2 separate regions of the Mus musculus genome follow, and region 1 is linked to region 2. The links are chromatin loops, found by intact Hi-C in ENCODE. Cell type or tissue: heart. All regions are shown on one strand. Each heading gives the region's core, and the rest is flanking DNA. Links, peaks and the distances in the headings are about the cores only.

Region 1 (15,395 bases), core at 6,713-9,212, 100 kb after region 2:
CATGGCTCGAATGCATTCAATCTGTAGCCCCCGTGAAAGATGGCTGAAAAGAAACCTCTGCAGCTGTCCAATTGTGTGCATTGCTCCCCAAGTAAAGAAGCCCACAGCAGACGGCTGGGAGATGATTAGAAGACATGAAGAATAAAGCTATTCCTCCTGAGAAGGATGATCTCATCCTAGCCACTAACATCCCTGCAGAATTCCCGAGCCCAGGGACCCATCTGTGCTCATAGAACATTGTTGTTTAAATTTGACTGATTTGTCTGTCCTAACATGAGCAAGATCCCTTTCTTCAGGAAGCAGCACCGGATAGATGGGTCCTTCTGTGTAACTCAGGGGAAAGACATCATAGGTATTCTGAGATCGCTAGAATTAAATTAAAAAAATACTGAATGTGGCTGAATGGCAAAGAACTGGTTTCCCCAGACATTTGAATTATATGCTTTAAACCAGACCCTTATAAATGAGGAGGTATAATAATGACTCCAGCTATGCAATGCATTTAGGTATTTTTCCTGGTGTGTGTGTGTGGTGTGTGTGTGTGCGTGTGTGCGTGAGCATGTGTGCCTGGTTCCTGAGGAGGTCAGATGAGGAAACTGAATCCCCTGGAAACTGAAGTTACAGATGGTTGCTGGCTAAGACACCGGTGCTGGAAACCAAATCTGGGTCCTCTATGAGAACTCCTAACTACTGAGCCATTGCTCCAGACTTTCATACTTTGGGGAAAATCTGAACATGAATGGGGTTAATTAACAGAAAAGGAAAGAATTTGATACACAAGGAACTAATTGCTGAGGTATTGGAAGTCTTGCCTAGGATTACTAATGACTAATGGTTACTGTGAACCACCTCACTGATTGGTGGACATGTCCCTCCTCCCCAGTGCTACAGGCAACTGCGTAATAACATTCTTAGCATTTGGTCTTGAGATTTGAGTTAACACAAAACAGAAACTTGGGTACTGCCTTAGTTAAGGGTACTGTGGCTGTGATAAACCACCATAACCAAAGAAACTGGGAAGGAAAAGGTTTATTTATTTTTAATCACTGTTCATCATCGAAGGAAGTCTGGACAGGAACTCAAACAGGGCAAGAACCTGGAGGCAGGAGCTGATGCAGAGGCCATGGAGGGGTGTCACTCACTAGCTTGTTCCCTCTGCTTTCTTTTAGAACCCAGGACCACCAGCCCTGGGATAACACCACCCATCAATCAGTAAATGAAGAAAATGCCCTATAGGCATGCCTATAACCCAATTTTATAGAGTCCTTTCTCAATCAGGGTCCCCTCCTTTCAGATAACTCTAGCTTGTGGTTGACATAAGACTAGTCAATACAGACACTAACCGGGATTACCATATGCTTTGGTGCCCTCGTTCCTCAGGTAAAGTTGAAATAATATGAATGAGATTCCTTAAATGACAAAGCACTGTGCCAACCCTAGAGACTAAACTTTCTTGGACCAAATACTAGCTGAGAATTTACACAGCTCCTCATGAAATGAGCTACCGAACCAGTAAAGGAGCAATGACATTCCCACCATGGACACTAAGGACCACTTTGTCAAAAACTATGTGATGGGTCTCTCTTCGTCTTGGCTTTCTCTTAGGTTCCAAGGCCTCCTTGTTTAAACCTGCCCACTCGAATTCCCACTCCATCCCTTCCAATTCGGGGACTGAATGAGCTAGAAAGAAAAGAAAGGCTCAAAGATGGCTCGCTGTCAGAGTACTTATTTTTTCTTATAGAAGACCAGGATTTAGTTCCCAGCACCCACATCAGGTGGCTTACAACTGCCTTTGAATTCAGTTTCAAAACATCTCTCTTCTGGGCTCCATAGGCTCCGATATATGCATGCTATACACAAACTCACATGTACATAAATAAGAAAAAATAAACATATCGTTTTAATTTATTTATTTTTTTAAGTCTGAAAGGAAAACAAGTTGGAACCAAATACTGTTCACCACCAGAAGCACGGTTCAAGACAGCTCAAAGAAATTGACACATTACACCTAAATAAAGAAGACTGCTAACAACAGTGCCCAAGCAGAATGGACAAGCTTACCCCCAAAATAACTTTAACTGTTCAGAGACATACATGTCTATCCTTGCCTTATGAAAACTCAGAAAGTCAGAAATTACTTTCTGGGAAGGATAAATGCATGTGTCCTAAGTTCTTCCCCACATGTCTTCTCCACATCTCAATTTAAACGATACTAAATTTAAAGCCTCCCAAACCAGGATGAAGCCTATCCCCCAGGGACATATTCCCACTCCCTCCTAATGGTACTGTCCTTAGAGCCTTCCAAGACAAGATCCAACTAATAAGGGAAGATGCTCCAAGCAACAGTAAGGACATTCAATGCAACCTCAAGCTCAGTGCAGGAGCTACCCATCAGTGGACTATATGAGCTTGGTGTATGGATGTCATATCTGGGGATAAGGGGAGACCCCAAGAACATTCTGTATTACCTTGGTTACTAAACCTAGAGATTCCTAGGGATGACATGAAGATACATGTAGTAGAAATTAAAGATTTAAGACAGCCTAGAGGTTAAAACTGGATGTGGGGGGGGGGGGATGAATGTAGGACTGGAGTTGTTCTGCTTGCACAGGGAAGGCTGGAAACCCAAGAGGTTCTGATCCTGCTTGTATGGACTCAGATGCCTTATAAACAGACTGCATGACATTCCTTTTCCAGGAGGAGGTCCTCTGGAGGGATCCATTTTGTAAGTCCTTATTCTTTCTGTTCCTTGTCACCAAGGTCAACTGAAGTGGGACTAGTGCTTTGGTCCAGACAACTCTCCCCTTCCTAGTGTGTATCCCCCACACTCTAGAGTCAACCTTAATCATCTCATCAAACTACAGACCTTTTGACTCCAGTGAGGTCCCTTGATATGCACATTTACATACATTGATTTTACTGGAGTGGTGAGAGCAGTCCCTGTAGGGTTTAAAGCTAGGAAGCAGATGGCAGTAGGACTTAAATCCATGCTATCCAGAAGGTCTGAGCATCCGGTTTTCCCAGGTCTGGCATGGCCCTGCCAACATTCCTGAGAACCCCTAAGTCTGACAAACTAGATGATTGACCTCTCTCTATTCTGTGGGCCTCATGAGTGACCAGGACTCCAGGAGGGACAGGGACAGCATCTTTTACATCTGAGCTCTCCATATTCACAGATGTCTCCTTTTGATAGCAGACCTCATTAGCTCCTGAAGTGAAGCCAGGGAGGTTTGACTGTGACAAGCAAAGCCCAACCATATTGGGCTAGCTGTGTTTTTAGGACTCCCTTTACAGTGAAGCTGGGGGTTGATGGGAGATAGACAAAGAAAGCCATGCCCTGTGCAGTCCCCAGAGACAAGAAAACCCAGAAGCCTATTCCCTCCCATACCCCAGGACAGGGTCCGGAGCCTTCCCAAAGAAACCAATGGTCCCTGCACAGGGACACAGCCCTGGCCAAGCTGACTGTTTGGAAAAGGTTGTGTATAGAGGGTTTTGAATGAAAGAGAGATGAGCACCTACCTGCCCTACCTTCAGTCAGGGGACCAGTCTTGTGGAAAATGCACTGTGTGGGAATCATGGCTGGGGTGTCAGGCAATGTAACCCTCATCTGTGGCCCATCACCTGGCAAAGCATCCTTCCACAGGAACTCCTATAGGTACCTGAGAGCAAGTGAGAACATGTGTGCCCGTGGAGCCTAGGACCTTCGAGGGGTGAAAGAAGCAACAGAACAGCACACCATGACCACTGAAAACTCACAAGGGGATCTGAGGGCTCAAACCTTAACTTGGTCTCTTTCTGCCCCCCAACCCCCTTCTTTCCTTGATCTGTGTTCTTGGCAAGGACAGGCAAGAGACCAGGTGGGTTTAGTTTCAAGTGGGGCCTCAATCTCCTGCACTGCAGATCATCATACCCTCTTGCAGATAAGAGAGTTATTTAGCTGAGGGAGTGTACTTCATTTTCACGATGAGTCCCTCAAGCCCCTCAGCTTGTCTCTGCCCTCACGGATGCTCTACGGTGGCACCATAGCCATGATGGTTATTGGTTGCTCCACTGATGCATTTGTAGTTGACTGGGCTAAACGGAGGTGGGGCCTGGTTAGAGAAGGTAGGTTTCTGGTAGTGTGTGCCTTAGGAAGACATGCCTCCTGCCCCTACCTTCTCTCTTTTTGTCTCCTGGTTGCCATGAGGTGAGCAACCTCCTCTATCACGTTTGTCCTTTCACCACCATGTTCCACCTCAAAAGCAATGGAGCCAGTCTGTCCCAAAAAGACGACCTCCCAACCCATGAACCAAATAAGCCTTTCCTTTAAAATGACTAAGCAAAAACAAACAAACAAACAAACAAACCTTAAATCTATCTATATTCATCTAATGAACCAATGGCAAAACATTAGAACTAATGTCTTACTGTGGGGTCGGCTGGCCAGATGAGTGGATGCGGGACCCACTGGATTCAACAGCATTGGACTTTGCTTCCCCAAGTAACTTTCTCTGAATTCATTTCGGCAAACCCAGTAATTATGCTGTTAGAGTTCCACATTTCCCTCATAATCTGTGCTCCATTTTCCATTTTGAGAAGCTTTTCCCGGTTGAAGCAGATGCAGCGACACCATCAATTAAATTGTTCAAGCAAATGTTTATAGCTGGGAAAGAGACTCATTTTGTATATCATGGTCAGCCCCCATCATGAGGTTGCCAGTGACATGGTTATCACAGAAAATATTACTGCCTGTGCATGCTCTAATAGAAACCATTATAACGGCTGGGCATGGTGGCACATGCCTTTAATCCCATCACTTGGGAGGCAGAGGCAGGCAGATTTCTGATTTCGAGGCCAGCCTGGTCTACAGAGTGAGTTCCAGGACAGCCAGGGCTGCACAGAGAAACCCTGTTCCGAAAAAAAAAAAAAAAGAAACCATTATGACATATAGCACAATAGCTCACTACTGCGTGTAAGACCCACACAGTGTGCCTAACACGATGTGCCTGAAATCGTCCTTCAGATGTGCCAGTGCTGAGATTCTGTTTTGTAGCTGAATGACCCTGAACTCCTGCTTCTCCTGCTTCTGCCTCCTGGTTGATGGGATGACAGGTATGTATATATACCACCCTGCCTTGCCTTTGAGACATTAAAGATAAATCGCTTTATTTATTTATGTTTTGCCTACATGTATATCTGTGTGCCAAGTGTGTGGAGGTCCGTGGAGGCAGGAAGAGGGAAATGGAGGTAACAGATAATAGTGAACCACCATGTCAGTACTGGGAACTGAACTGGGGTCCTCTGCAAAAGCAGACAGTGCTCTTCACCACTGAGCCACCTCTCCGGTCCCTGAAATGCTCTTCTAAGAAAGGAGATCATTAATGAACTCCAGTCATTAAAAACAGCAGAGAAGCCGGGCGTGGTGGCGCACGCCTTTAATCCCAGCACTCAGGAGGCAGAGGCAGGAGGATTTCTGAGTTCGAGGCCAGCCTGGTCTACAAAGTGAGTTCCAGGACAGCCGGGGCTACACAGAGAAAACCAAGGTGGGGGGGAAACAGCAGAGAGAAGTCCGTGCATAAGCCTTGGCGATCATTTTGATGAGACTTATCTCCCTCATAAGAATGCAGACATTTCCACTCCCTTGTCTATGTCTCAAGAAGGTTTTTCCAAGAGGTAGATGCTATTCTCTCTCCAATTAAAAAGACACTTTACATTTGTCACCCTTATTCTTGTTCCTTTGTCTTTTTGAGGAAGCCTTGGCTAGTGCTATCAACAGCAATGAGCGCATTGAGTGACAGAAACGGAGGGCACTGAAACAGGACTTCGGGCTCTTCCGAAGCCAGGACTTATCTCTCAGGAGCTATGTGGCTGCATCTCCTCCCACTTGCTGTGCATCTCAACCCTGTCTAATTGCTCTTACAGCACTGGGTGGCCATTCCCTCTGTGGGTCTGGGAATGGCGAGAGAAACAGAGGACACATGTTGACTAGAGATGTCCCACCTTTTGGGCACCTGCAGAGCCTGCCTGCCAACTGCTATTGCTGACTTACTGTAACCCCAGAGCCACATCTCCACACAACAGAGTCAAACTCTGCAGGGGACCCGGCACATAAAGCTTTAAGGTGCCAGCCTAGTTTTGGCCTACACATCTTTTCCTTGACCCGAGGCCATGAAGTCAAGATCACTGCCTCCACTGACAACCTTCTTGTGACTGCTTCTATTTACTTATGAGTATTGTGACTTTATCTGCAGCACATGTGTACAGGCGCCTGAGAAAGCCAGGGGTGGTCGAGCCTCTGGAACTGGAGTTACAGGTGTTTGTGAGCTCCCTTGTAAGCCCTGGGAACTGAATCCAGGTTTCTCTGCAAGAGCAGTAAGTACTCTTAACCACTGAGCTGTCTCTACAGCCACATTTATTTGGTTTTTAATATGTAATTGAATCCTTTTGAATAAAATGATTCATTGCTTACATGGTCCAGGTCACAGCAAGAAGATGCTTAGTCAGCCACAGGCTGCACCTCTGAGACAATCACAGGTAGAAAATGACAGGACCTTACTTTCTTTCCAATGTACAGTGTGGAGCAGAACAGGGGAGAGAGAGGAACCTATTCCCCTGAAGGCCCACATAGCAACTACACAGGACTTCCTAGTGGAGAAGTAGTCTAGTGAGCAGGGCCAGGCCCTCTTTTGCCTGCTTCAGCAGACTGGGTTTCTGTCTCCACAGCAGAGTGGAGAAGCGAAGCAAAGTAGCGTGGCATGGCGCACGTCCCCATGCCAACTGGCTGAAGAAGCAACTGGTCCACACAGCCAGTGTCCTCAGCTACCCGACCCCATGTGCTGTCAAGGAGAGGCAAAGCTAATGATAGAGAAGACATTTGGAGATCGCCACAGCACCATGTGAAACACTGACGAGTCCACCAGAAAAAGGACTGCTTCTGTGGAACAGGAGGCAAAGACACCAACAGAGCCACCTAGGCCTCCTGGTTTCTCATCTCCAGCATCTGCCATGGAACGAAAAGTCAGAAAGTATGCAAAGAGGTAGCAGCCCCGGCCTGTAGCCACCAGCAGCTATGGAGAACTGGGTTCCTGAAAGGAAAGCTGGGGCTGTATGGGATGGATGGGAGAGAAGGATGAGACCAAGACAAGTTTCTGATAAAGGTCCAATGTTTACTTTTGAATCTGAACTTAAAAAGGGGGGAACCCATCCCCCACCCCCACTATGTCAGGATCTTGTTGCTTTGTCAGGATCTAGTCAGGACAAGCTCAGCCTCTCAGGAAGCAGAGGTGTAAGACCTGACTAGCCTTACGTCCAGGATGTCCCACTCACAGAAACACAGAGACAGAGATCGATGCAAAAAGCAAGAGGTTTATTGATCTGGCGTATTGGGGTCATCCTGCAATTGGGGCAGAGGCGACCCCAAAACTCCTAGGCACACACTTTTTATACAGTTTAAGGGTAGGGGTTGATAACAACATGAGTTGGTTTAAGCCATGCCAGGTAAGTGCCTTCCAAGTGTTTGGGTTACAGTGTGAATCACCACACACAGCTAGAATCTTTCTTTCTCTCTTTCTCTCTCTCTCTCTCTCTCTCTCTCTCTCTCTCTCTCTCTCTCTCTCTCTTCCTTCCTTCCTTCTTTTCTCTCTCTTCCTTCCTTTCTTTCTCTCTCTCTCTTTCTTTCCTTCCTTCCTTCTCCCTCTTTCTTTTTTAAAGAATTATTTATTTATTTTATATGAGTACACCATTGCTCTCTTCAGACACACCAGAAGAGGACATGAGATCCCATTACAGATGGTTGTGAGCCACCATGTGGTTGCTGGGAATTGAACTCAGGACCTCTGGAAGAGCAGTCGGTGCTCTTAACCGCTGAGCCATCTCTCCAGCCCGTGTGTTACTTTCAAGTGCACACAAATCATTTGCCAAGTGAGGACAGAGACCAGATCATAACATCAGTTGTACTCACTTTAAAAGGACAGAAGTCATTAGAAATCAATAATCATATCCCAAAAACAAAAAATAAAAGTAGCACACATAGGACAAAGGAGAAATCACAGAGAAATTAGAAATATATCTTAAGTAAAAGACATACTATATTAAAGTTAATTATGTACAACTAAAGTCCTTATACAGGTAATGCTATAATTTAAATTTTTTGTTGATGTGGGCCTGGAGAGATGGGTCAGTGGTTAAGAGCACTGGTAGAGGATCTGGGCTTGGTGTCCATCATCCATACTGTGGTTCACAACTGTCTCTAACTCCAGTCCTGGGGAATCCTATGCCCTCTTCTGGTCTCTACAGGTACTGCATGCATGTGATAGCCATACTTTCAGGTCAGATTCTCACATACACACAAATTTTAAAGGAATTTAATGGTTTATATGAGAAAAGATGGTTTGCAATGAATTGCATAAATTTTAAAAATCAGCTGGGTGGTGGTGACACACGCCTTTAATCCCAGCATTTGGGAGGCAGAGGCAGGCAGATTTCTGAGTTCGAGGCCAGCCTGGTCTTCAGAGTGAGTTCCAGGACAGCCAGGGCTATACAGAGAAATCCTGTCTCAAAATAAAATAAAATAAAATAAAATAAAATAAAATAAAATAAAATAAAATAAAAAAAAATAAAAATCAGTGTAGTAATTGACACATATAATTCCAGCAATCAGATGCTGAGGTAGGAGTAGGAGGATCACTAAAAGCTCTAGGCCAGCCTAGGCTACTGTGTCAAAAAAAATGAAGAAGGAAAAGGGGGAAGGAGAGGAGATCGCAGGGAAGGAACTAAGGATGAGAGCAGAGGAAGAAGACGGGAGGGGATGGGAGGAAGAGCACAGAGACCGACAGAGATCCCAGAGCCTGGGTGATGAGAGTGGAAGAGTACAAACAGTTTATGCAACCTGTGAAAACACAGCACTCGGGAGCTTACCCATGAGTGTGCTTAGCCTGGAGTACAGAGCAAGGATCTGTCAAAAGTGTGGGTTAGAGGGAGGGAGGGAGGGAGGGAGGGAGGGAGGGAGGGAGGGAGGGAGGGAGGGGAGAAAAGAGTCTTTTTACTAAGGTCTCTATGGAGTCAAAGACAACTCAGTCAAACTTTCTAAAGACAGAAATTGACAAGGTGATTTAAAAGCTATATAAACGTACAAAAGATACAAAATAGCAAACCCTGATTTTCAGGAGAGAAAGATTGAATGTTTTTGCCACCCAACCTCAAGTCTCCAGGAAGCTGGATTGACAAGGTCCAGTGCACGTGCAGTAGGGAGCATGCCCTCACTGCAGCCTAGAAACACACTCGCCTTTGTTCCAAAAAACCTTCTTAACAAAGCCAATAGAGGAAGGAAACAGTCTTAAACAAATAGTCCTAGAACAGGATAGTGCTACAGGAAAATAGCTCAATGCCAACACACGGCAGTGAATGCAAGGTAGATCCGAGACCTGAACACAATTACAGTTTCTGGGATCAGATGTGGGAAAATAGTTCCATGGCCTCAGTGAAGATTTTGAAGAACACAGGAAGCTTTCTCCATGAAAGAAAAACAAATGAGGTAATTCTGATTGTATCAAAAGTCTCTTCTGCCCAACAAGAGACTGTTTACTTCCACTTCCGGTCAGGATGGCGTCTCAGGATCCACGCTCTGGATCCATCCTACCCCTGCACTGTGATTCCTGGGGCCCAGGACAGTCCAGGCACTAAGGCATGGCTGTGGAGTGGCCTGTCCAGAGAGCAGCATCTGGGGCCAGAGACGTTGATTCAAACATTGAAGCCTGGCTCTAAGTTGTATCTTAGGGACATACACTTGGTTGTAAAGTCCTAAATGCAGGTCCATTTCCGGAGGCTCCTTTCCCCCCTTCAGGGTAGTTGTTTAGGGTTTAATCAGGCTACCCACCCCCATAGCCAACCCCAGGTTCTTCCCAGGTACTCAGCTCCTCCTTGCTTGCCTCCTGTCCAGGGCCCTGGCTCCAGCTGCTCTGCCCGGCTGAGCGCTACTATTTTTGGCTGTAACCTAAGCAGCTGCCCATTAAAATTCCATTAGTTTCGAAGGCTGGAGCTGCAGTTGATATTTCTAATTATTGTGAAATTAAAATTGTCTCTGTAATTTAATGATAATTGCACGAGATGCCAGCTGGTGCCCCAGGAAGCTGCCCTGTTCCTGAGCAGAACTTGGAAAGTCTCTTGAAAGTTCTTTGAATAAGGAAACAGGAAGGGGAGGGGGGGGGCAGCACACAGTTGGAATCTAAATTTCCGGCATCAATAGGCTGTGGGGAACCCAGGCCGCTGAGGAGGTAGCCTGGCTCCCTGAGTAGGTGGGCTGTAATGAGAGGTTGACACCAGCCTTCTCCCAGCACTGAGGACAGGATTGAATAGGGGTGGGGTGGGGTGCCTTGATATATCACAATCCAACCCTCTGGGAGTAAACATGATATTATGGGGAAGGTTCTAGAAACTTACAGAAGCTCTTTCTCAGATAGGCCTTTAATGGACGCTTTTATTTTTGTTTGTTTTGTTGTGGTAGTGGTGGGGATGTTGTTGTTTTTAATGTAGTGAGTCTCCACGGAATGTAGCCAGTTCTGGTTGATTTACTGGCCTCCCTTCCAGCCATGCCTGGAGAACTTACAACTTGAAGCCCTTTGAAGGTTTGCCATGTGCAGACATGTGTGGTCTCTGCTGAAGACCCTGCATGCCTCCCTGTCCCCAGCTGGCCATTGCCCTCCCTCCTGCTCTGCAGTGTTGGGTCTGGGAACCTAAATCCCTCTCTCAAGAGGCTCCTCATGCCTTCCCTCTCTCTGATGCCAGGCCATGGCTCCCTTCTGCTGTCCTCACAGCCATGATGCTGCCTTGATGAATGAGCATCCAGTTCTCACATCCCTAAGGCTCAGGTCAGATGCCATGGTCTGCCGGCTCCCAAGGCCCCATGCCCTGGATGCTACATGGTCAGTGATGCTCTCTCTATGTTAGCTGTCCCTTGAGGCAGGACAGGCTCCAGGTTCTGACCAAGCCTGTGTTCTCAGGCAGAGGCAGAGGCAGAGCACGGCTATCCTGTGGAGAAGAAGCCTTACCCGTCAGCCTCATTGGCAGAATGACCGTTCAGCACAAAGCCATCTCCCGTAGTGAACTTTATTGATTTGCAAGGAGGCTCTGTGCGTGGCTGTTTCTGTTCTTCTATCATTCTGTGTGTAGGTATCTGCTTGGGCAATGATAACTGTCCATCACCCTTCCCCCAAGACAGCTCTGCCGTAAGTGGAGCCTCCCCACAGGGCTCCCTATTCAATTGTTATTGTCCTTTGAGCCAACTCTGTGCTTAGTTTAGTTGAAATGGCTATTTTCAATTTTTACTTCCTGTTAAAACTGTGTTTGGTGGCAGATATGAGAACAATACTGATCCAGTTTGGATTCATTTCTCATTTACATAAGCGAAGCTAAGTTCTGTACCAGTACTATGGTGCCCTAGGGCTTTCATCCTTAAAGTTCCCTCCGAGTGCTATAAAGCCGGGAGCCAGACACCTCCACCTCACTCTTTCTGGTGAAGAAATGAGAGGACATTTGGAAATAGGGTCTGGCAAGATGGCTCAGCAGATTAAAGGCAGTTGGCCAAGCTGGGTAACCTGAGTTCAATTCCTAGAACCCACATGGTAGAGGGAGATAACTGATTCTTGCAAGTTGTCCTCTGACCTCCATGTGCTCATGCCAAGGCCACCAACACACACACACACCAGAAAAATGACAGAAAAAAAAGTACCTGCCTGTCCATTTTTAAAAAGGCTGTTTCATATATTTTGCAGCAACTTTCTCAGATATCTTGCCTGTCATCATAAACTCTGAGGGACATGTGACTGGATTTAGCTAGGAACATTGCTTCCCAAAATAAAGTAGGAAAGAATGAATATTGACAGTGTCAGAAAGTGCTGTGGGCAGGGTCTCCGGATGACAAGGAGAATCTGAGCAGACCTAGACACAAACTCTATGGAGTTAGATAAATAAACCATGGGGCCATTCTGGTCTCTGTGAGGGCAGGACACAGTCCCCACCTCTGAGCCTGGTACCAGGGCAGGACCTAGCACATCTGAAGCCCTTCAGGAAGGGTCTCCTGGGTCAATTGCAGTAACTACCAGGGGAAGTAAGTCCATGGCAGGGTCACAGGTAAGCAAGCACCCACTGGGAGAGTGTGTGTAGTAATTGCCATTATGGGAACTGGACCTTGAGCCTCTGTGGGACAAGATTAGGAGGTGAAGTACAAAAAGAACCAAGCCATTGCAGAATTGGAGCAACCCTAGGTGGCAATTTCCAGGGACAACTGGGCACCAGGCATGTCCTGTTGTGTGGAACTTCTGATGGATCCATGACTTCACAGTAAGGTACCAGGGATGGGTGCCAGTTGGGGGGGGGCACATGGGAGCTCCTGAGGCATCTGTATGCCCACAACCAAGAGCCCTCTGACCCCCTGTCTCTATGTGCGTCATAGCCTCCCCTTTGACCCTGCTTGTCCTAGAACACAAAGTAGAGATTGTGGAGCATTCCTCAACTACCATAGAACAATAATCCACCAGGAACACTCAGGCCCAGTGTCTGCTCAGATGGAGGTCCCTAGAAGAAGCCGGGCCAGGATGGGTACCACTAGAGCAGGGCTACCCAGGCTCCTCCCACCAAGTTCCCAGAAGCTTCAGTTCTTGCCTCAAAGAAGTCTATCTTACATAGCACCCTTTGTCCAACCCATGTCACCTGGATGCTTAAAGCTCTGTCATAATTGATCTTTTTTACTTTAATAACCAAATTACTTTCCAAGTCACCCTGCTCATAAGTCTCTGAGAGCCCAAGTTTCTACCTCTTTCCAAAACACCTTCTAGAATGAATGTCTCTACTACTAACATTTAAGTCTTGCTCTCCAGTAACTTCGTGTTAGGTCATGATTTCAGTGCAGCCTCATATCTTGCCCTCTATACCTGGGCCACTGCTCATCACTATCAGGGTCACTTCTGCCAAACCTGTACAATATCAACAGGGCTTCAAGCTGGGCCTCCTCCTCCGACTGCTCCTTGCAGGCTATGACAGAGCCTTGGCAACTACCCCTAGTGGGAGGCACCACCAAAGCTTCCATCTTGGTGAGACCTCTGGTGTTGATTCCACCTTCTCCACAAGCTGGGCTCTACTGGAATTGCATCTGGATTCCCTTTCTCATCCCCCCCCCCCACCTGAGGACAGCCTGTGCCTGTCTGTGCTGGACTTCTCTCGTGTGTTCCACAGTGATCCTTCATTGGCTCATTTATTCAAGGAACGTGAAAGTTGTTGTCATCTTCTTCTTCCTCTTCTCTTTTTCCTCATTCTCCTTTCTCTTCTTTCTTCTCCTCTCTCCTCTTCTTCCTCCTCCTCCTCTTTCTCCTCCTCTTCCTCCTCTCCCCCCTCCTCCTCCCCTTCCTTCTCCCCCATTTCTTTCTCTCGCCTTCTTTTCTCCTTTTAAGAAGGGTATTATTATGTAGCCATGGCTAACTTGGAACTTACTATGTAGACCATGGTAGCCTCAAACTCAGAGACTTGCTTGCCTCTGCTTCCTCAGTGTAGGGATCAAAGACCTGTGCCACCATGAGCAGCACAACTCTGTAATTTTTTGATGCTATTATAAATGTGATTTTACAGCTGGAGAGATGGCTCAGTGGTTAAGAGCACTGATTGCTCTTCCAGAGGTCCTGAGTTCAATTCCCAGCAACCACATGGTGGCTCACAACCATCTGTAATGGCATCAGATGCCCTCTTCTGCTGTTTCTGAAGAGGGTGACGGTGTACTCATATACATAATATAAATCTTTAAAAAAATTCCTTCAGGCTTTGTGTTTTACAGTCATGAGAGACTAGAGATAATCACAGAATTTCCTCTTCCAGTACATCTAAGCACAGTTGCAGTGACTTTCTTAAGGAAGCCATGCTTGGTTATGGTGTCTGGCATTTATTAATATTTTATTCAGCACCTTTCTCTTCTTCCTTCCATGTGTCATATGCATGTTCCCTTTCTTCCTCTTTCCTTCTGAGTCCTGGGATTACAGGGTGAGCCACCCGTTCTGCTTCAGCATCCGTGACGAGGCACTGGGATGACTGACAGACTGGCTAAGTCTTGACCTTGAGATGATGAAATGGCAGCGCAATGCAGGGCTTTTGTCATGTCTGTGTTGGGCTGACCAAGTAAAGGCCTGTGTGCAGCTGTGTGTGCTCTTTTAAAATACAGCTTACAAAGATTCCTTGAAAAAAAAAACTGGCAGGCCAGGGCACTGGTAGGTATATTCCTGAGACATGAAGCAGGCCTGTTCCTTAAGAGAAGCAGTGGCAACATTTGTTATTGGTAGTAAAATCCACACATTCCTGTAAGAGTCAGACTTTGGAAATACTTGTTCCCACCATGATGAGCTTTCAAACTCCCCACCTAAGGTCTTCCTTCTGAGACTGTCAGTGAGTGGGCAAAGGTGACTAGCTATCTGGCATCCCATCGATGACATGTTGTAATACTAGGAACAGTTGTATCACCATGGGTACAATATTTTCCAAAAATGTCTCCAAATGCCTACTTGGGACCCAAACACACAGAAGGATAAAGAGCCATTGAGGCCTAAGATGAGTCACAAGGAAAGTTTGAGGCTTTAGGGGAAAGTGGCTTAATGTATGAGCATTTGCCTAGCATGTAGGAGACCCTGGGTTCAATCTCCACCCCAGAAAAACAAAAATTCTATCTCCCTAACTCCTCAAGTTTGAGATGGGACAGAGTTGGAATAGCCACATTGATTTGTTCTTTTCTTTCCAGGTAACTATTCCTGTGAGGTTGGACTTCTAGACAGAATCCTGCACTTACGCTCCCAGCAGCAGAGCACACAGACGCCTGGGGAGCCCTAGCTGGTCCCTGAGCCAGAGATTTGTACAAATATAAAGCGATGCCACTTTTCTTGCTGAAACCTTGTTTTAGAAAATACATTTTTCATACATTTGGTCTTGATAGCAACATGTAATAGGTTTATTGTTTTGAAATAAATAACATTTTTATGTCTAAAATTTAATTTTTTAGTAAGGTGTTCTATAGGTATTGGCGCTGCTGCCTGGAACTCTTCAAAGTTCTCTGGGATCCTTGATCACTCTTCTGCGTCACCAGGATCCCTGAGATGATGGTCAAAACTCTACCATGCTCCAGTGATATGCTGAGCTGCTCCGCTGTGGCGCTGTGTGAGTTGTGGAGCTCCTGCTTAGAAAGGAACATCTCCTCAGATGGAGCCTTGAGGCTGTTACGGTCCCTTAGCTAGTGAGTGAGTTCTTGTCCTGAGGCTCTTCCCAGTTTCTGAGTCCCTCGGACTCCCCTGTTGCCATTATAAGTCTCCATGATCGAGCCAACTTATAGAAGGAACGGTTTATTTTGGCTTATGGCTCCAGAGGGATAAAAGACTATCACCACCACAGCA
Region 2 (15,395 bases), core at 4,787-7,286:
AACTTAAGAGTCACAGGGCCCCAGGTCACCCTGGTCCTTGAGATTCAGTCCTGGGGGGCAGTCCTGGGGTGGACAGGAACAGCTGAAGCACTCTGAGGTCTCCTACACCCCATCTCAAACACTGGAATGCAGCAGAAGCCCCAGGACCCCCCCCCCCCACTCACTCACGGGGCCTGGGCCACACAGTGGCAACAAGAGGATCCTAACAAGTTCAGGCCCAAGCACTACAGACCAGCCTAGCCCAGCACCCCATATCTCAGTGCAAAATGACAACTTCCACTCCACTATGCCACCACACTGGGTCCCTAGCTCACTCTGGGGCCCTCTTTCTGACCTCTCTCTTCCCAGGAACCGAGTGTGCATAGAGAACCCTTGGCCACATGCAAGGGAGAGGGGCAGTGCTCACCCTGCCAGCCTGGGGCTGGGCCCCCCGAGGCACCACCAGCAGCAGCAGGAGCAGCAGGAAGGGACATGGCCTGGGTAAGGGACAGAGGCTAGAGATCCAGGCCTGTCGCCCCATGGCTCCTCCTGAGCTGGCGTGAGGTGTAGCAGGAACAGAGTAGCCAGGGAACGTGGCCAGGGCAGGTGGGGTCAAGGCTACATGATAATGATTAACCCTGCCACCCACTGCATCCTGTTAGGCTCCTCCACAGCCATAGCTCCACCCTGCTGCCACAGCTCTGCCTGCTCTGCTGGGGCAGCTGTTGTTCTCTGGCAAAGGCTACAACTGCTCCTCGGCCCAACACAACCTTCAAGTCTCAGCCTCTTCCAGGAAGTCTTCCAGTGTGACTTGGGCAGGTCAGAGCCAGGCCTCCCAGGCACAGGTGCTGGCCATATTGCTGGCCACTCCTGTCTATGAGCCCTTTACAGGACCTGCTGCATGCAGGAACCTGGGGGTTCCAGTTCTTCCCAGCCAGCTACTGACTCATGGTGGGGGTGATACAGTCCCCAATCCACAGATGTCAACACAGGGTGGAGGGTACCCCCTCTACCCATTGCCACATAACAACTCAAGAGAGGTAAGGGTTGCTCCCTGGACCAAGTGCTGTGACCAGTGCCTGAGAACAGTAACTCTCTTTGCTGGTTTGTCTACTTGTCCTAAGCCTGGGGTACTCAGGACCCCCAGAATTCTATCCTTACCAGACAGCCTGGGTACCAGCAGCCCCCCAGTAAGCTTTCCCAGTCTGGTTACCTGTGGGCATAGCCTGCATGCCTTCAGTTGGGCAGGCTATACACAGAGCTTCCCTGTGGCTCCAGGCAGGCACTGGGGGCCCTAGGCAAACTGGAGTGGCCACCTCATACCCATAGCTCTAGCTGTCTTCTTGGGATCTCTCCAATTCCTGAGGGAGGGGGACAGGGCCAGTGGCAGGAAGGCTCCACTGGGCACAGTGGGTACAGTGGGCAGGAATGAGATCACAGTGACCCCCACCATAAATCTCAACCAAGCCCCGCCCTCACCAATGGCCAAACAGCACCCAAGCTTGCCAAAGTAGGTGCTAGAAGCATGGTGGGGCATGATGGGTACCAAAGGCATGGTGGTTCATGGCCAAGTGCGGGTATACAGTGGTGTCTGAGCATTGTGGTACTGAGGAAACAGTGGTGCTGGCGCACAGTGGGTACCAGGCAGATGCTATGAGTGCTAGGACATTGCGGGTGTTGGGAAATGTTGCTGCTGGGATGTGCATGATGAGGTGCCTCAGAGAAGACGCTCTCTGAGAAACCTTTCAGCCAGTCCATCTTCAATTCCAGGGAGAGATGTAAGATTAGCAGCTTGGCAGTTGGGCCATCAGTGTTGGGGCCTCTGCTCAGGCATCCTGGGCTTGTGACAGTGTGTCTTACAGGCTCAGCCCAGCACCACCCTGTGGTCCTTCCCCTCCTGCTTCTCACTGATGTCCTGCCATATCAGGACTTCTCATTCTATAGCCAGATTCACTCTGGTCTCAGCCTCAGACACACTGGCTCTTGCCTCCCTATAGAACTTATCTACAGTCAGGTTTTAGTTCAGATGTCCCCTCTCTAGAAGCCCCCTGGGTCACCTGAGTGAGACTAGGGAGAGGGGCAGGGCCAGTGGCAGGAAGGCTCCACTGGGCACAGTGGGTACAGTGGGCAGGGATGAGACCACAGTGACCTCACCATAAATCTCAACCAAGCCCCACCCTCACCAATGGCCAACCTCAGAGAAGACAGAAGACACAGATGTCCAAAAACCCCAGGTCATCTGCAAGGGACAATATGAATGGACAATGTTGGGGTGTGGCTGGCCTCAGTATCCAAGATGGTCATAGAGCCCATACATCTGAGGATGGGAGGCGATCCCATCCTTTAGCTCCCAAGCACCAAGCTATCTCTGTGCAGCCACCCTTGTCCAGGAACCATTTCCTCTCTGGAAGTCTTTCTTCCTAGGGCCATCTGCAGGGGTAAGGGCTCCAAGAGGATGGCATGTGACATCGGCACTCAGCACAATGCAGTACATGGCAGGTCTTCAGAAGCATTTTATTGGGCAAAGTCTGAACACCAAGGCGGGCTGCTATAGAGGTGTCTAACCCAGCCCCTGGGATGAAGTTGTCCCCTCACTTCCTAGTTTGGCTCCTGGCTTCCTATTGGGGCCGAGGTGGCTCTTGGCTCTTCCCAGGCTCCTGCCGTCTCAGAGTCATGAGCTCCTCAAACATCCATATAAGCATGGGAGTCAGTACATGGAGCAGTAGGAATTGCAGGTCCAGCATAGCTTCAAACAAAGGTGGCATGGTGTGTGCTGGTCTTGGGCTTTGTGGGCTCACCTGGGATGGTGCTCAGGCCAGGACCATTTGGTAAGGAGGGTCCATTGGCTTTTACCCTCCTTGGACCCAGCTGTACCCCGAGAATGCTGCCTCCCCACCCAGGAGACACACCCGAAACGAGGTCCACATCGATGATCCTGTTGACCGGGAGGCCTCCGCTGACTCGGGCCCCGCCCCCTGTCATGGGGAGAAGAGAAGCTGTCACCTGCTTGCCTCAGCCCTGGGTTGCCGAAACCCACCCCAGCATCCCTGCACAGACACCAAATCCACTCCAGACAAGGTGATCTCCAGCCATAGGCCATGGACCTGGATAGGAAGGCTGGGGAGGTCAGAGGGCCAACCGTCCACCCATTCGGGCCAGCCATCATGCCTAGCAGGGGCTTCCACAGACAATTCTCCTCTAACTGGTTACCTCATGATGAGTGGCTCTGACAGCTGGCAGTGCCACAGTCTAGCTGGGAGGTTCATGAATCTCAGGCTTTTGTGATGTGATGAATAAGGGACCCAGGGCTCTGAGGATGGGAGAGCCCTAGGCAGCCCTCAGACACACTGTAGGGAAGTCACTGGATTTCCCTGCACCTGTACACGGGTACCCTAGCTTCATCTGTCAGACTGCTCAGGGGTCTCACACAATAGGGGGGCTTCTCACCAGATGTTGGGCCTTGCAGCCTCCTCTGCCCACCTACCACATGGACACTACTGTGTCCATGTTGTTCCCTTTGGGTCGGGCATCCTCCCCAAGTCCTTTGTGGCTAGCCCTCCTCATCTTCCTGGGTGATAGCTAGACTTCTCTCTGGCAGGCTTGCAGTGAGGATACTGGACTCCAGGCTAGGGCTGATAGCAGGGAGGGATGGGTCCATCCAGTGTGGCACTGGTGTGGCCAGGAGGGCTCAGGATAACCCAAAGGGGTAGATGCACCCTATAACAGACACGGCTTACCACTAACAGTGAACATTTTGCTCCCTTTGCAGTGCCAAGTCCTCTAACAGATACAAGGATTGGGGGTCTGTTATGGCCCAGTTTTTTTTGTGGACCCCAAGACTCCTTGTATCCCACCTTACCCTTGGTGCAAGCTTCCAGAAGTAGCTTCCACCTCATGTAGCGAGTTCAGGCTTGAACACAGAGGTATAATGTCTCTGCTGAGAGTCCCCAGCTCATCATGTGACAAGTCCCAGGGCACAGGAAGAGGCTCATCCACCTCAGATGCTATCAGTATCAGGGTGCCCAGTGTAGTTAAGACTGGAACTCTCTCCCAGCCTGCTAGTGCCTGCTGGGATCCACAACCTATCCTGCTTGTCATCAAACCTCAATGACTCCAAATGCATGGCATCAAGACGGTTATGTGTTAAAGAGACAGGGATCCGACTCCAACACTGGACACTACTGGGGCATTTATGTAGAATGCCAGCAGGTCCTCAAAGAAGCAGCGACTCCCCACAGGTACAGGAGACCAGCAGTCCCCTCCAGCCCGGGATGCTCACTCAGGAAGAGGCTCCAACCTCAAGCAACCCTTTGTGCCCAGAAGGGAACAGGACAGATTTGGGGGGGGATCAAGGAAATGCACCTCACAAGGAGTGGCCCCCTTATACTTCCTGCCTGCTCAGCCTAGACTTGCTCTGAGAATGTGGCAAGTCTCAGCCAGTGACTCAGACACCAACCATTCAGGACCAGCCTGCCCTCCAAGGCTCCACAGAACTCTCTAGGCTGGGAGTAATGAGTGACCCCACTGGTTTTCAGGAGCCACTGGGCAGGGCCAGTCTGGGTCAGCACAGCCCACACCACACCTCTGGGCACAAGTTCCCTCAGGCTCTCATTACTCTCAGGCACCCAGGCAAGGCCATGCCAGCATCTCATTTCCTGCCCTCTGGGCCACTTCTTCACAATGGCCTTTGGCTAACCTGTCCTATTGGGACACTCAGTTCCCCTGCAGGGTCTTTGCCAGAGCCCCAAAGGCTAGGGACTACCTAAGCTACTCTCTGGGAGCCTGAAGCTTTCCAGTCGGCACTGGTGGCATTTGCCATTCCCAAGCCTCTCATTTACTTGTGGACATTCTCTGCCCAGCTGCTGCTGCCTGCTCTGGCCATGCCTACCTCCATGCCCATCCTTAAGGGTCCATGGCACACAGCAGAGTAAGGGTGAGCCCCTAAGGTAAGCCCATTCTCAGGGTCCAGCCCTAGTCGCCTGTCCCTCTTCCCCTTCTATCTCCACAGGGCAGGGATACTGCCCTGAGCTATGTCCCTATTCTCTTAGGACTGTGTGCACCATCTTAGGACCTCCTGCCAAGGCCCCCAAGTGCTCCTAGAAAGAAAGAGACACAAGACCCAGGCACAGGTGAACCATGAACACAGGAAAACCTAGAAAGAAAGAACAGAGAAGACTGGGGCTAGGGCCCCGTCCTGGCCATTCCTCGTGTTTCTGCCCACAGGGGCCTGCTAATCCCTGGCTCCTCACAGGAGAGAATTAGCCTTGCTTCTGGCTCATGACCCCCGGTCTAGCTCAGGGTCTAGCTGGGCTAGATTACAGTGGCTTTCTCTACAAACACATCCTGGGCTTTGGGGTCATGCTCGTCTATGGCTGGGGTGGTACAAGGTACAGTAGTGGACAGAAGTGGGGGAGTCCAGAGGATGGCGTCTAGCAAGGCTAGCATGTTGGGGTAGCGACATTCAAGAAATCAGCAAGGTAAGGGAAGGCCAGTGCTGGATGGGGTGGGGTGGAGCAGATCAGGAGGAGAAGGGGGCAGAAGTGAGCCCAGCTGGAAGGTGAGGCCATTGTAACTCAGGCCTGGAGTAGCACAGCAGGTACTGGGGTGGTACAAGGTACAGTAGTGGACAGAAGTGGGGGAGTCCAGAGGATGGCGTCTAGCAAGGCTAGCATGTTGGGGTAGCGACATTCAAGAAATCAGCAAGGTAAGGGAAGGCCAGTGCTGGATGGGGTGGGGTGGAGCAGATCAGGAGGAGAAGGGGGCAGAAGTGAGCCCAGCTGGAAGGTGAGGCCATTGTAACTCAGGCCTGGAGTAGCACAGCAGGTACAGGATCTTGGGGCAGCAACAGGAACCTGAGATCTACTTGATACTAACCACTGGACAAGGCCAGGAACCAGACGTGCTATGGAGTGGCCCCTGGCAGATGTCTTCCTTGGTAACTTAGCAAACTTGAGAGTGTCAGGCCCAGGGGTGATGTGTTCTGGGCGTGTCTATGCCTCCTGAGGGCTGGGCTTCCAGGAAACGTGTTCCTTAAAGACATGAGAGATGCTCTGGGAACTTGGGGAATAGAACTGGATGGAACTTGCCAAAGAGGAAATGCCTCCTACGAACAGTCTGGATAGAACCTGAGTCCAGCAAGGCTTTGCACCCTCACTCCAAGCTCAGGAAGTGTGACATCATGCAGGACTGGGGAAGCAAGCTCCAGGCTGGGGTGGGCAGATAAGCCTTACAGACAGGCTCTGACCACAGGGCAGCAGTCACGACATCTTTTCCTCCAGGGTGATGAACTGTCACAAGACTCTGTCCCAAGCCTCAGCTACTTCTGGATGGGTAGGCAAGAAGGTGAAGAGCTGCAGTGGGGAACTGAGCTGGTAGCCCCTAGACAGCCACCATGGCACGACAAGACCCTGGATGGCTGTGTGGAGGCCCTTCCATAAGGGATCATGGCTCAGCCTTTTGGTAGCCCTGAAGCTGGTATTTCTTGGGAGCCCCCTTCAGGAACCAGGCCTTCCAGAGCTGGGACAGTTTACTGATCTGTCCTTAGCCAAGACCCTGAGCCTGGCTTCCAGTGGCTGTGCTGTCAAGTGACCAGAGGGCGAGGATGAGGCAAGGCAGAGGTAGGGACCATAGGAGAGCAGGTGGGACAGTGGCACCAACTCTAGCCACCGTAAAGAAAAAGGAAGCTGAAGACCCCAGTCCCTGGGGGGAACCAGACCAGCCTTCCTAAGCACCACACTACTGCTGTTTATGTGCACTCCAGGTGCTGAGTGCTGGGTTGGGGGTGGGGCTCTCGCCATGGTCAGAGTAGGAGACTGCTCTGTGGTTTGCACCTCAGACCCCACCACCACAAGCTCACTTCTGCAAAGCTTCTTTCCTTCCTTAAAACAAAGTGTCTTCAGGAGAGAACTCCACAGCATCTCAGGATGGGAAGCGAGAGATGTACAGCACGGGACCGAGGCTGCTGGCCCACACTGTCACCCTAGCCAGAGGCCCTCTTCAAGCCCCCAGCAAGTTGGCATGCTGGCAAATAGTACTAGAACAGTGGACAGGAATGACTGTCAAAACAACTAACTCACAGCTGTGGTCGACAATTTCCAGGTTTGTTTGCAGGAACTTCCTGCTTGGCCCCCAGGTCCCAGCACCCCCTGTAATGTCCTTGTAAAAGAAAAAAAGAGCATTCTGCCAAGAGGGCCGAGTAGGAAGTTCTCCCAGGCTGGAGACATCATCTGCTTTTCCCTATCATGAAGGAACTTGGGTATTTTGGAATTTCCTCTATTAAGACACAAATATACATGAGATATTTGCATAGAGGCAAGTATCACATACAAACATACATACCCATCCAAGTGTCTAGAAGTCAGTAAACTACATTTTGATGCCTTTCCCGCTGGATCATGGTGCTGAGGTGGCCAACATAGCCCTAAAAACTCTCTCATGGAATTAGTGGAGTAGCTGGAAGGATGTGGGGTCTTTGAACGCTGGCAGCTCTAAGTGGCAGTCAGTTGCCCCCCCCCCTGCTTAGTGTCCAGAAAGGACTCTAACATGGGTACATGAGGGTGCTCCTATAGGCAGCCTGACTCAACAAGGCACTTTCCCACACAGAGAAGCCCTGTGATTGTTGGTACAGAGATACAGACTGGGGTATTTGGAAAGCAAGCTGAATAGTGAAGCCATGCTGGGACCACTGCCCCTAGGAATGGGACAAGTCATTTGCACCTAGAGTCCTCCAGTGAGGCTAGAGATGGGCTGGTAAGAGCCATGACCAATGTGCTACAGCCAACATCCCCCCACTTCCAGTCCCTCTCCTACTGTCACCTCTTCTAGGACAAAGCCCACAGACAATATCCCTGTCTCCTTGGACACCAGAGTCACTTTCTTGATGTCTAGTACAGCCCCTGCTCCACCATTAACACATCCAGGACATACATACCAGCAAAGGCCATACGGCTAGGCACCATACTGGGTGCCACTGTCCATGTGCCCAGTGGGTAAAACTACATAGCCTGGGTCTCCACAGCAGTGACTAACACTCCAGATATGGCACCAATATCTGAGCTGCCAGACAGTGAGAGAGAAGGAGGCTCCACGCCCTCCCCGAGAGGGGAACGGGGCTCAAGGAACCAACCCCAGGACCTCTGTTCTACTCACCTCTTCTGTGGGAGAAGTGCCCAGGCAAGGGTAGGAGGCAGCTGTGGGGAGAAAGATCTGCCAGAAGGCAGAGATGGCAGGGACACGTCTAGTCCCACTTTTAAACCTGTTCCCTTGGAGTTCTTGCCACAAAGCTGTGCATGGCAGGCATGTGAGGGGACTCTGTAAAATGAATGGTCTCCTGAAAGCCAGAATGCCTGGGGCTGAACAGAGGGCCCAGGGTGTAAGCTGCTGCTCTTTCAGAGAACTGGGGTTTGGTTCCAGTACCCAGATGGCAGCTCCCAGCCATTTCTAACTCCAGTTCCAGAGGATATGACACCCTCCTCTGGGCTCTGAGAGCACCACACATGTATGTAGAACACATACAACTATATAGGCAAGACACACACACAAATTTTAAATAATCATTTTTAAAAAGGTTGTTTAAGGTAGATCTACATAATTTCTTTAAAATGGTTAAGATGTAGAAACATGCCTGTACTTCAATCCTAAAGAGAAAACCCACCCTCAAGTGAAGAAGAAAGGAGTTTCCAGCCAGTCCAGTGGTGAGCTCTAGAGTTTATTTCTCTTGGAAGAACAGAGTCAGAACACAGAACTGTAAACAGGCAGCTACAAAGGAGCAGAAAGGAGGGTGTGGCCTGACAGAGGTGCCCAGGCATGCACACAGCGCCACTTCATGGCACCTTGTGCTTCCCCATCGGGTGTATGCCCACTGGGTGGGGCTGTGGAGTCCAGCCCATGGTGTGTGAGAGCACATGAAACATGCATGAGGCCTGAAAAGACCAGGCCCAGGAAGCTGGACCCAGATGGGCGGCCACATTGCCTGCTGCATCACAGCCAAGGCGTCAGACAGGAACAATAAGCAACATGCACTGGAAGGCCCATCACTGTCACTGTGAGGACACTGAACACAGCCGGAGCCCTGTCACCTGTGTGGGATCATGAATGTTTTGGGTGGGACTAGAGTAGCATCCCTAACACTCGGTCACACTGTCCCCATTCACACCCACGGGACTTCATGCTTCCACTAAGAGAAATGCCTGGACGCGCGTGAGGCCAGCCAGTGAGCACTACCGAGTGTGGAGGGCAGTCAGCGAGTCCTGGCTGGACAGAGAGGCTGACGCTGAGAACCTGATCCATGTCAGCACGGGACCCTTGCTGACTGGCTCAAAACAAATACTACTTTTTTCCATCTTGAGGCTAAAACGCTAAAGTGGCAGCAAGCAGGTTTTAAAGGTAAGATCCACACTCAGAGACCTGAGCCTTCACAAGGGGTCACTGGGCGTGGCTCACCATTCCCATGGCACATTCACAGGACCAGCTCAACGTGGAATATCTGTCTGAGCCTCAGTGACCCTCCCTGGGAGACTGAGCCTTGGCTGCCACCTGCTTTCCTTTCAGAAAAGGCAAAGGAGGCCCCACAAATATAAGAGAAGGAGGCCATTCCTCAGGCCATTTCAATCCACAGAATCTGTAGAGCAGGGGCGGCCTGCCTCAGTGTTCCCTTTATTAATCATGGACAGGTCAAAGGTGTAGAGTCAGAACCTGGAGGTACCTGGTCTTGGAGGTCCTGGTGTGTCTTGGGGTGTGGGGGGTGGTGGTAGCAGCGTGCTGTTGGGGCTGCTGATGTCCCCCTCCCCCATCAGGGTCAGATCAGCCACCTGCTCATCCTCCACAGTCTGGATGCCCCCAGCCTCCATTTCTGGTGATAGCCTCCTCCAGGCCTGTGTAGTGCCCTCTTGCACCATGGAGACACAGGAGGGCTTTGTAGGCTTCTCTCCAGGTTGGGTGGTCCCAGGAGGCCCAGGGGTGCTGTGGGCGGAGCCGGGGCTGTGGGCGGAGCCTGGACTGTAGGCTGAGCAGGGGCTCTGGGCTGAGGCAGGGCTGGTAGCTGGGCTGTCGCTGTAGCTCTCCTCTGTCTGAGCTGCTCCCTCCTGGCCATGGCCTGTAACAGCTCTCTTGCTATAGCCCTTGACTGGGGGTGGGCTGGACAGGGCAAGTTCTGAGGAACCAGCAGGTAAGCGAAGAAACTCGGGCAGCACCAGGTCTTCCTTCCTTAGCAGCCCACGCTGGTCATCGGCTCTGTTGCTCTGAGCTTTGGAAATGAGCTCAAAAAACTCTATTGGAGGAAAACCCACAATGACCATATTTGAGAGACTCGCAGATGCATGCATGCCTCCACTGACCACTCTCTCTTGCTAGGGGCGTCTGCTGCCTTGAGCTGCTACTAGCAGCCAACAAGGGTATGAGGCCAACAGTACTACTTTACCCAGAGAACTGAGGCCAATGTCTGGCTACCAATCCCCCTGAAAATCACAGTCAGGCCTGGGCCTGACAACACCCCTCTACTTAGTAGGTGACAAGCTTGCTAGCACTCAGTAGGATGCTTCTAGAACTCTGGTTTATATTTTGTTCATACATGTAGCTCTATGTCCCTGAGCTCAGATGACTCTGAGGTATAAGTGATGGTTGGATAGGGATGACAGAGCTAGGGCCCAGCTGCACTCTAGACCCTCCAGCGGATGGCTCACTGTGGAAGGTGGAGACAAAGTCTTAGCTGGGTGGCACACAGGGGCCTGAGATCCACATAGCTCCCAGGCTCATTGCCTCTGCACAGAAAGTAGTGCTTTGGGGCTAAGGGGAAGGAGGCATGAAGTGGGTTCCCTGACCTACCCGAAGCACCCCAGCCCATGAGCCAGAATGGGCACTGAGGGCTTGGCACCTGCCTGGCTTCCTCATGCCTGCTCTAGAGCCTTTTCGTGCCTCCAGGCTCTGTTTAATGTGGCTCAGTTTTATCATTCACACTTCAGGGATCTGAAGTTTCTCAACTATCCCAATGGCTATCTGTGATCCATAAGGAGTCCAACATCTTCAACCTTAGTGGTTCTTAGAAATGCATACACTTTACACAATTTACAGCCTCCATCTGCTTAGTGATCAGAAAGCCCAAGGGAGACACATCCCACCCTTACAGCCTCCGAGTCCCAAGGACTGCTTATAGAAATCCTGGGTCAGGACAGATCAGGCCTTCCTCCAGCCTCTGTGCTCCACATAGGTCAGCAAATCCACAGCCTTCTCAGGCCAAGGACTCTGCCCTCCTCCCTCACACCTGGCTCCTGCCCCCACCCAAGCTGGGCCCTAGCTCATGTCAGGGTCTGGGGTATGGGAGAAGGGAACTGGCTGAAAGCACAGCTAAGGCTGCTGGTATCCAGTGGGTCTTGTGGCTTTCAGCTCATAATGGGGGTTTTGGTGACGTTATGCCAACAGCATTGGTGCAACAAGGACCAGGCTATGACAGGGCAGAGCAGGTTTAAGGACTGTACTGTGCATTTACTGGAAAACACGGAAGTTTTAAAAAGTACACATACCCTCTGCTTCGTCCAAATTAATTTTCTGATATTTTTTTTTCCCAATCTTTGCAATAGATTCTTCTCTCTTTGAAAGGCGGGGATCCCTAGCACTTTTTCCATTTTCTCCTCTTATTTTAATAGAGTTAGACTTGCCTAGTGTTCTCTCCTCTCCCTGCATCAGAAGGAAAGTCAAGTTCTACTGCATGTCAGCACACGGTAACATATCACTCATCAGTATGGTGAAGGCCCTGGGGGCCCAGACAGCAACAGTGAGTCTAGACGCACTTGGAAAATTAATCCCAATAATGTTTAACATAACAACATTTATGGCTCACCCACCCACTCAGGACAAAAGAAAGCCAAAGGCTGGCAGCAAGATGGAGACTAAAGCCCAGAGGGACACAAGGAGAAATACCCACGGGGGAGGCGAACCATCCTGAGCACAGCCTCAGTCAGCCAGATGGGCGACAACAGGCACAAGGATCCCCGAGAGGTTCACACTACGGGAGTGGGGCAGCGATGGCATGGGGCAGGCATCAGGGGAATTACCATAGCCAAGTGGTTTCTGGGGCTGGAGTTCACAGCTGAGTTTTGTTTGACAGGAGCACCTTTCTGTTTGTCTGTGGACACTAAACACATGAGACAAGCTTATGACCAGAAGCTCACAGTGCCCTCTGGACAATAAACACAATTTGGCATGTTCTGTGAGAGCAAAGGCCCTCTCTTTCCATCCCTTATCTACCATACACACTCAGGCCAGAGCCTAAGCGTCCCGCTGCCCACCTGACACAGCTGGGAGAGGGCAGCAGGGGGGTAAAGTGAGGTCTGTACATTTTCTGGGACATTGGGAAGCCAGATACCATATGCTATACATAATCCTTTAGAATGTGACATTAACTCCTGCCTTTGTCTCTGTCAGAGTGTAACTGGCTCCCGTGGCACTGAGCCTGAAGACCACTGTCAGACCTACTAGAATCCTAGTCCTCAGAACCCTGTAAGTCTGCAGCTTCCCTGAGAGCTCACTTGCCAGCCATGGAGGAAGCTGCTGAGAAGCTGTGCAGATAGCGCTCAGCCTGCCCAGTATCAGGGCCAAGGTGCAACATTTTCTAGAGTGGAGGATGGCCAAGGAAGGGAAAGGCTTTCCTGTAAGGAAGTGAAAACTGGAGTAGCTGTAGCCTAGGCCACAGACTCATATCTGTTAAGTTGCAGTAGGATGTGTGTGCTCCACCCTTGGCCCCAGGGGTTCCATTCACATAAAGCCCTCAGGAGTAATTTGGGCACAAGCCCTGGGGAAATCTAAAGTTATCTGGAATAACTTTATATAAAGAATCTCCACCCAGATCACCCCTCTTCAGCAGCTATTAGGAAGTTCTCTCCCGACCTGGTCAAGTACTCTGGGCTGTGAGACAGAAGTGCCTCTCTCATAGGTGTCCTGTGCTAGTGTCCTCAACAGTATGGGCCTCTGAGGCTTTGGAGGCGTGTGAGGCTTTGACCAGGACTGACCCAGGCCAGGACTGTGGCTGTTGAGGTATTGGGTGGGACAGAGTTGTGTGGTCCACTCAGCCCCGCATGTAAGGACTGGTAGAGGACAGAGTGGCCTGATGCTGAGCCCAGCACCAGGACCTGCTGGACAGGGCCATGCTCGCCAGTGTCTTCACTTCTTGTTTCATCTGGAGAGAAATCTCAGAACAGGGCACTGGATTAAAGGCAGGAGACCCAGAACAGGCCTTTGGTCCCTGCTTTGTACTGACAAAAAGCCTCTAAAGAAAAGAGCACCTTCTAGCACTTTCTGCCACATAGACATCCTGGAGTGGCAGACAGGCACCGCCTGAGAGGAGCTGGGGCTTTCCCCTGCCCCAGCCCTGTTGCCCCTGAGCAAATAAGGGGCAGACTGCCAAGTGAGGGGTCCCACAAAGCTGCCAGCCCCATGCCTGTGGTGTGCTTATATAACAACTACTGGACAACTGAGAAGCAGGCTGGGTGCTGGCACTGGGAATGCAGCCTTACCTTTCCCTCGAGAAGGATCCCTCTCCTCTAGGATGACCCGTTGTCCATCCAGACTTGAGATAGGGGCACCAAGATCCAGGGGCTCCTTCTCCCCGCTCTAGAGGCAGAGATGATGCACTCAATCATTTACCCAGATTGGAACTTTCTGGAATAGTTGTTTTTAATCCAGCCACTGACAGTAAGACTAACCCAGGCTTAATGGAGACTCAATCCAGCTGGCCCCGGGGTCAGGTCACCCAGCCTGGCTGACCTGTGGGAATATGGAACCCTTAGAAGCTGGTGGAGCAGGTCTTTCAAAGGTCACTCAAAGGGGAGGCAGAACGTCCAAGGGCAAACTGGGAAGTCCTGAGCCCCAGAGAAAAGGTCAGTACGCATGTGTCAACACCCAATAACTTCTTCATCCGGCTTCTGCTTGAACACTGCTCATAGTCTCCATGATGGCCAACCTAAAACCACCATGCTGTTCCCTAAACTGCTCTGCTGGGAACCCTAAAGCAGGAAGCCATCTTAGCTCTAGGATGAGTGGCTGGTGCTCTAGATGCTCAGATGCTCTGCCCTCCCTCAGGCAGCCTTGCTCTGCTCTGCCCTTGTGACTACCCCAGCTCTAAAGAGGAGGAGAGGAGAGCATCCACCCTGGGTGCCAGGCTGGGTTGGTCTCTGTAGGCAGGTTTCTGAGCTCCAAACTGGAGCTCACAGTGGGAAGTGGTATTGAGTTACACCTGAAGCTAGTGCCACCTGAAGCTGGAGCCTGTGCATAATTAAGTAGGTGCCTCTAGTTTACTTCAAAGCTTTTAAACAATTCTGAGGACAATTTCTTAAAAATTTAAGAATACTAGAAATCACAGCCCAGTATAGTGATGTATGCCTGCAATCCCAGTACTTGGGAGATATAGGCAAAGGATAAGGAGTTCAAGGGTAGCCTGGGCTACATGAAACCCTGTCTCAAAAATACCAAAACAAGGTAGATGGTAGTGGCACATGCCTTTAATCCCAGTACTGTAAAGGCAGAGGCAGATGTGTCTCTAAGGCCAGCCTGATCTACAGAGAAAGTTCTAGGGCAGCCTACAGTTTCTGTTTCTACCCAGAGAAACCTTGTATCAAAAAACAAACAAATAAAATACCAAAACAGCTTGAGGAAGCTCTGGGAGATGCTATTTCCCAAGTCACTATGAGTCCACACTGCCTCAAGGCCAAAGGCCAGAGCCCCATCCTAGCTACTGGTCCATGGAGACAGGAAGGGACAGGGAAGGCCTGTTGCCCTCTTCCTCAACTTCACCCCCAAGCCCAGTGTGCAAGTGCATGTGAAACTGCCGGTGTGTCAGTGTAGGTGACAGCAGCAGTTACCTGTGCCCTGGCAAACTGCACATCGTGTGCTGGCTGTGCAGTTTGCTTTTCACGCCTGAAACCATGGAGATGCTTCAGGGTGTTTCCTGCTTCGGTTTGGGTCACCGGAAGTAAATACCAACCTTTCCCATAATGAATAATGTGCAAATAAATGAGACAGAGAAAAGAGGAGGTAGAGGCAGGTGCTGTCCCTAACCTAGGGAGGACAGTGACATGAACTGAGATGTAGAGCGGAGATATGAAAGGGTAAGGTGGGGTATAACCCTGGTGGTGGTGCTCAGACTCCAAATGACACTTACCAGTCTCACCAGCAGGCTACCCAGGTCCAGGCCATATTTGGCCACCACGGGCCGCAACACTTCCGTGACTGGCTTGGTGGGCTTGGCCTTGAGTCCCACTGACCGGTTAATCGGAACGAGATCCAGCCTGGAGGTAGGGCAGGGAAATATTCACAAAAGAGCCAGTTCTGGTTTCACCACGTCTCTAGAGTCTCCTTAACAGAACAGGACCCCAGGGATGCAGGCCCCCCTTGGCAGGAGCAGTCCCCTGCATGTGGAAATAAGCCTC

What was found. Hi-C counts contacts between places; a loop is a spot of excess contacts. Peaks named below come from ENCODE experiments on the same cell type or tissue, not always from the same donor. Only the 100,000 strongest peaks of a DNase experiment are listed, where the experiment ranks them.
Region 1: a loop joins it to region 2, with 3.0 times the contacts of the local background. A loop is called at or near these places in 6 of 42 quality-filtered maps.

The regions. Positions count from the first base shown.
Region 1 is chr5:34,926,529-34,941,923 of GRCm38, reverse strand. It overlaps a transcript of Msantd1 not described here. Among named protein-coding and RNA genes, the nearest start is that of Rgs12, 15 kb to the left of the region's middle. In heart, for the core only: a CTCF peak has its summit at 8,270 (motif pointing left); no DNase peak of the experiment used is centred there; H3K27ac peaks cover 530 bases.
Region 2 is chr5:35,026,722-35,042,116 of GRCm38, reverse strand. Rgs12 (regulator of G-protein signaling 12) reads right to left here. Exons shown (of 17, transcript NM_173402.2): 13 at 15,128-15,254; 14 at 13,485-13,581; 15 at 12,027-12,106; 16 at 11,496-11,649; 17 at 8,522-10,246. The coding sequence ends at 9,666. It overlaps Hgfac (hepatocyte growth factor activator), which reads right to left and starts at 608. Exons shown (of 14, transcript NM_019447.3): 1 at 407-608. The coding sequence starts at 520. In heart, for the core only: no CTCF peak of the experiment used is centred there; DNase peaks (open chromatin) are centred at 6,126 and 7,069; H3K27ac peaks cover 613 bases.